Linked DNA regions of Homo sapiens: region 2 is linked to region 1. Evidence: chromatin loops called from intact Hi-C (ENCODE). Cell type or tissue: heart left ventricle. All regions are shown on one strand. Each heading gives the region's core, and the rest is flanking DNA. Links, peaks and the distances in the headings are about the cores only.

The links. A loop is a pair of places that touch in the nucleus more often than their neighbours do. Peaks named below come from ENCODE experiments on the same cell type or tissue, not always from the same donor. Only the 100,000 strongest peaks of a DNase experiment are listed, where the experiment ranks them.
Region 2: a loop joins it to region 1, with 2.1 times the contacts of the local background. A loop is called at or near these places in 2 of 110 quality-filtered maps.

Annotation. Positions count from the first base shown.
Region 1 is chr5:67,810,732-67,813,660 of GRCh38, forward strand. No RefSeq gene overlaps it. Among named protein-coding and RNA genes, the nearest start is that of LINC02997, 19 kb to the left of the region's middle. In heart left ventricle, for the core only: no CTCF peak of the experiment used is centred there; no DNase peak of the experiment used is centred there; H3K27ac peaks cover 694 bases.
Region 2 is chr5:67,870,931-67,873,859 of GRCh38, forward strand. No RefSeq gene overlaps it. Among named protein-coding and RNA genes, the nearest start is that of LINC02997, 79 kb to the left of the region's middle. In heart left ventricle, for the core only: no CTCF peak of the experiment used is centred there; no DNase peak of the experiment used is centred there.

The DNA of each region.
Region 1 (2,929 bases), core at 318-2,817:
TTTCTTTCATCCTAATACTTTATACTGAACACATATTAGTATTTTTTGTAATAATTAGAGGAGGGAAAAAACATCTTATAAAGGTCTGGGATATTTGCTACCTTAATTTCAAGGTGCATATTACAAATAAAGCTTCATTTTATCTTTCTTCCTAAGGACTCAGTCATAAGTTACTTGTGTTTGTTTCTACTTTTCTTGGAAGTAAAAATAAGCCATTTTCAGGCTTCTTCTCTACTATTATTCTGCTCAGTATAGGATGGTTTTTTAAAAACAACACTAATATGTGTTAATTTATCACTACAGGCACCAGGATTATGCAAGGATCAGCTAGAACCTCTATTCTGGATTTGATACCTTTAGCAACTTTAGTTTTGTTACTTTGATGTAAGGAAAGAGAGGACACCAAAATACGTCCCACACTGGCCTGGGGAGAGGAAAGGAGTGTTAGAGATCCTTTTTCTCCTCTACCACTACAGTTTTTGTCAGCATAAATTTGGACTATGTTATATCTTTATGCTAGGTGTCACCTATTCTTGCTTAAGGAATAGTCAGCAAGACTGTTAATTAATCCTCTTCCTTCTCAGCTGCCTGCCATTTATATCAATGATAATGTCAGGAGCTGAGGACACAAAGGTGAGTAACAATCAGACCCTGCCCTTGCATCCCACAGTGATGTCAAAGAACATAATAAGGATGTCGTGTCATAAGTGTTATGTATGAAGTACTTTTGGAATTCAGAAAAAGCTCTTGTTGGGTGAAGACGAAGCAATCATCTGCCTCCTGTATATTTTTCAGCCTTGTTCATTACACTTGCCTCTTGTGCTCTAGCAACACTATTTCTCAGTTTCCACAAACTACAGGCCAGGGTTTTTGCTCATATTCATACTGTATCCTCTACCTGGAGTTTCCCTTTTTTCATTTTCCAGGCAAATTCCCACTTAACCTTCACAACTTGCATCAGGCACCAACTCCTTCAGGAATCTTTCTTTTTTTTCTTTTCTTTTCTTTCTTTCTTTTCTTTCTCTTTCTTTCTTTCTTTCTTTCTTTCTTTCTTTCTCTTTCTTTCTTCCTCCCCTCCCCTCCCCTTCTTTCTTCCTTCCTTCCTTCCTTCCTCTCTCTCTCTCTCTTTCTTTCTTCTCTTTTTTTTCTTTTATTTTGAGATAGGCTCTCACTCTGTTGCCCAGGCTGGAGTGCAGTGGTATGATTACAGCTCACTGCAGCCTCCACCTCCTGAGCTCAAGCAATCTGCTTGCCTCACCCTCCCAAGTGGCTGGGACTACAGGCATGCACCACCATGCCCAGCTAATTTTTGTATTTTGTAGAGACAGGGTCTCGCTATGTTTCCCAGGCTGGTCTGGACCTAATGGGCTCAAATGATACACCTGCCTCAGCCTTCCAAAATGTTGGCATGAGTCACCATGCCCAGCAGGAAACACTTTCTAATTCCCCATCTCCAGATGGGTTGGTTCTATGCATTCACCCATTCATTCAACAGGCATTGTTTGGACTCCTATGACCCATCAACATTACTGTGCTAGACCCAGATAGACAGTGGTGAAAACAAAGCCCACATTCCATCCAAGAAAGTAACTCTCCTTCGAGTTTGCTCCAGCTCATTTTAAAACATGATCCTGAATTCTTCTCTCCATACCTGAAGGAGAAGCAAAACTAACTCAACCCAGTTGACAATGTGTCTGCCATGCCCATCTCTAGCCTCTTTTTGAACCAACACTTTGGTTCTTCCTTGGAACCCTGACTCCCATGCATATCCCATATGTATTTGGAACTAGGATGTACACTACAAAGTATACCAGTAGAATCTGAACTATCCAGCATTTCTCAGGCATATTTATCACATTAAACAATCAAACTTTTAAGACTTCATGATCAAGAACCCAAAATCAAATGCAACAAAAACGAAGATAAATAAATGGACTTACTTAATTAAACTAAAAAGCTTCTGCACAGCAAAAGAAATAATCAGCAGAGTTAACAGACAACCTACAGAGTGGGAGAAAATATTCACAATCTATACATCCAACAAATGACTAATATTCAGACTCTGTAAGAACTCAAACAAATCAGCAAGAAAACAAAACGATCCCATCAAAAACTGAGCTAAGGACATGAATAGACAATTCTTAAAAGAACACATACAAAGAGCCAGCAAACATATAGAAAAATGGTCAGCATCACTAATTATCAGGGAAATGCAAATCAAAACCACAATGCAATACCACATCACTCCTACAAGAATGGCCATAATAAAAAAATTAAAAAATAATAGATCTTGGCAGGGATGCAGTGAAAAGGGAACACTTTCACACTGTTGGTGGGGATGTAAACTAGTACAAACACTATGGAAAACAGTGTGGAGATTCCTCAAAGAACTAAAAGTAGATCTACTGTTTGATCCAGCAATCCCACTACTAGGTATCTACCCAGAGGAAAAAAAAGTCATTATATGAAAAAGATACTTGCACGTGCATGTTTATAGCAGCACAATTTGCAATTGCAAAACTATGGAACTAGCCCAAATGCCCATCAATCAACAAGTGGATAAAGAAAATATTATATGATATATATATATATACACACACACATGCATACACACACCATGGAATACTACTCAGCCATTAAAAGGAACAAAATAAGGGCATTCACTGCAACCTGGATGGAACTGGAGACTATTATTCTAAGTGAAGTAACTCAGGAATAAAAAACCAAACATTGTATTTATTCATTCATACCTTGGAGCTAAGCTATGAAGACGCAAAGGTATAAAAATCATACATTGGACTTTGGGGACTAGGGAGAAAGTGTGGGTGTTGGCGAGGGATAAAAGACTACACATTGGGCATAGTGTACACTGCTAGGGTGATGGGTGCACCAAAATCTCAGAAATCACCGCCAAAGAACTTATTCATGT
Region 2 (2,929 bases), core at 150-2,649, 60 kb after region 1:
TGTAGGATGTTTAGCAACAACTCCGATCTCTATTGCTAGATGTTAGTTTCGTATTATATCACCTCTCTAATTGTGACAATTAAAAATGTCTCCAGACATTCTAAAGTGTTGAGAACCATTGCTGTAACTTGATCTCTTTTCTGGGCTTAGGATGAGGGGTTGCTTTTGTTAGTTTTGGTCTCATATTATCCTGTGTCCACCTGTTATATTTTCACTTATTATATTTTCTTGTATTTTTCTGTCCTTCTCTCTCTTTCTCTCTCTCACTCTCTCTCTCCCCCCCACACACACACTCACAGACAGACACATGCACACACACACTTGTGCCTGGTTAGAATCCTCTACTGCACTGAGAAGGGTGAATGCTAAGAAGTAGAAAGGTGGGAAGAGAGTTGATCACTGTGATGATGCAAATAATTTGTAAAATCTGAAAAGGAACTATTAGTGTTTGTATTAGAAAAGGGAAAGATACAGGGGAAGGGGTTAGTGTGGGGGTGTGTGTGTGTGTGTGTGTGTGTTGGCATGGAAGTGCCATTGAGAGTAGATACCCATCCTCGAAAAAAAAATGAGTTGGAGACAGAGAATTGGGAGAGATTCGTGGGGAAATGGTTGTGAAGAAAATAAAATTTGGCAATTGAAGCAATAATGTCAGGAAATTAGAGAGGTCTAGCTGGGATTCTTGTTGCATTTTGCCATATAGTATACAATTATTTAACATTCTTCTCACACTACCTGAAAAATGTTCATCATTGTGGAGTTGGGTTTGCTTTTTAAGTTTACAAGACAAATGTCAAGTTCTGCCCTGAGGTAGACAAGATATTGATGAGAGTCTGAGGTGGGAATGAGGTGTGGTATATAGTCCGCTGTTTTTCTTTGTTTTCTGTGGTTTCTTCCTGTTCCATTGTGAGTTGCTTGAGGGCCAGGCATATGTCTCATATAGAGCAGAGTTTATGGCACATAGTAGACTCACAATATCTGTTGTATAGGTACCTGGATGAGAATTACCTTCTCTATTAAGGGTGATTAAATGATCAGTGACCATTATTGCCTGAGCTTATGGAGAAAAGTAATAACCTGGCCATGCAACCTGGGGAAAGGATATTCTGAGTATTTCTCATGCTCAGATGCCAGATGAGGACTGTTAGTCTTAGGACTTAAAGCAGGAGTTGGAAGAAGAGCAGGAGGAGGGGAAGGAGAAAGAGGAGGAGATAACATTTACTGAAAGTTTACTAACATTTTCCATCAAATGTAAAAGTCAAAAATGCCAATTATAATTTCAATGTCATTCATTACTTCTAAGACACATACTAATTTCACAGATGTCTGAATATAAAAGTTAATATTAAAACTGAAATATGGCACATGCCATGCAGTCTTCAGGGTGATCTGAATAAGTGAAGTCATTCAGTCTTCACCACTATCCCATGAGGGCCCTTATCATTAGATGGCAGAAGGCCCACTAAGTTCTAGTCCTTGTTTTATCCCAGTTTATGATGTACCTGGAAAGCCAAATTTTCCAGATATGATGATACGGCTCTTGGTTTTCTAATGAAAAACTGTTTCTGAAAAGATGTAAGGACAGAAGCTCGTCAAAAGGATTTAAGAAAGGATAACCAGTGGTAAGCCTAAAAGTGCATGTTCTAGAAATGAATAAATGGATATCCTGTTCAAATTTATTCCATGATGTTAATATAACCAACAAAGTGTGGGGCAGGAAACACTTTAGATTGTTTAAAAGTTCTTCTTGTCCCAGGACAACAGTTTGAATATCTGCTGTACTCTTTGAATACTAAGCAAGGCTATGTTCCCTTTGCTGTACAGCTATGGAAAGAGGGATATTTCTATAGGAAGGGTGGGAGAATAGGAGAGAACACAGAAAAAGTTTACTATTCCTGAAAGAACAGACACCTTAGCATCCTCACCTCTATTCCCACCCTATGTAATCATGAGAACATGACGATGGGGGTGGCCAAGAAAGAAAAGATCACGGAGGCTTAAGAGGGAAAGCAGACTAGGGAGATGTAGCCATCTGGATAAGGAATCTGAGCAGGGTGGTTAGAAGTGTGGATTCTGGAACTTAATAGCTTGTGTGTGAAACCTGGCTTCATTCATTACCAGCTGGTAACTTGGGCTAGGTACTTAGCATCTCCAAGCCTCAGTTTTCTCATCTGTGAAATGTGGATGATAATATTATTTATCTTGCTGTCATTGTTGTAAAGATTGTTAACCTAGTGATTGGCACATTAGTTAAGTGCTCATAAAAATTAGCTATGGTTATTATGAGACTTAAAAATTATTATTATGCCATAAATACAGATATAGATAGATATAGATATAGACATAGATATAGATATAATCCTGTGTTCATGGCTGAGAAATGGTTTATATAATCAAGAAAGGAAGGAAGGTAGCTAAGCTCAAGAGAAAATATTACTAGAAATATGTTGACATGTGAGCAAGAAGCAAAGGCAAATTTCCCTAAAACAAATTGTGGCAGTACACACTGGGATGTCATGGATAGCAAGAGGCAGAATTACAACTGGCTCCCCAGCAATTGCTTATAACCTGATAGGAATGCATTTCAAATGTGGACGTTATCCTTCAATGGTGCACCTGCCAACATCACTGTTTTAAAGAAGTGATTTTCAACTTTGTTTGCACAACAGAATCATCTGGGGAGCTTTTAAAAATGTACAGATTTCTAAATCCCACTCCAGACCAGTCGATTCAGAATCTTTGGGAGATTCAGACACTCATATCGAATGGACAGCCAGGACTAAGAATCATTGCCTTGGAGCAATGGTTCTCAAACTGGAGCATGCATCAGAATCACACAGAGAGCCTCTGTAAACACAGATGGCTGGACCCCACCCCTGGGGTTTTAGATTCAGTAGATATGCAGTGGGGCCCAAGTGGCAATGCCCTTCAG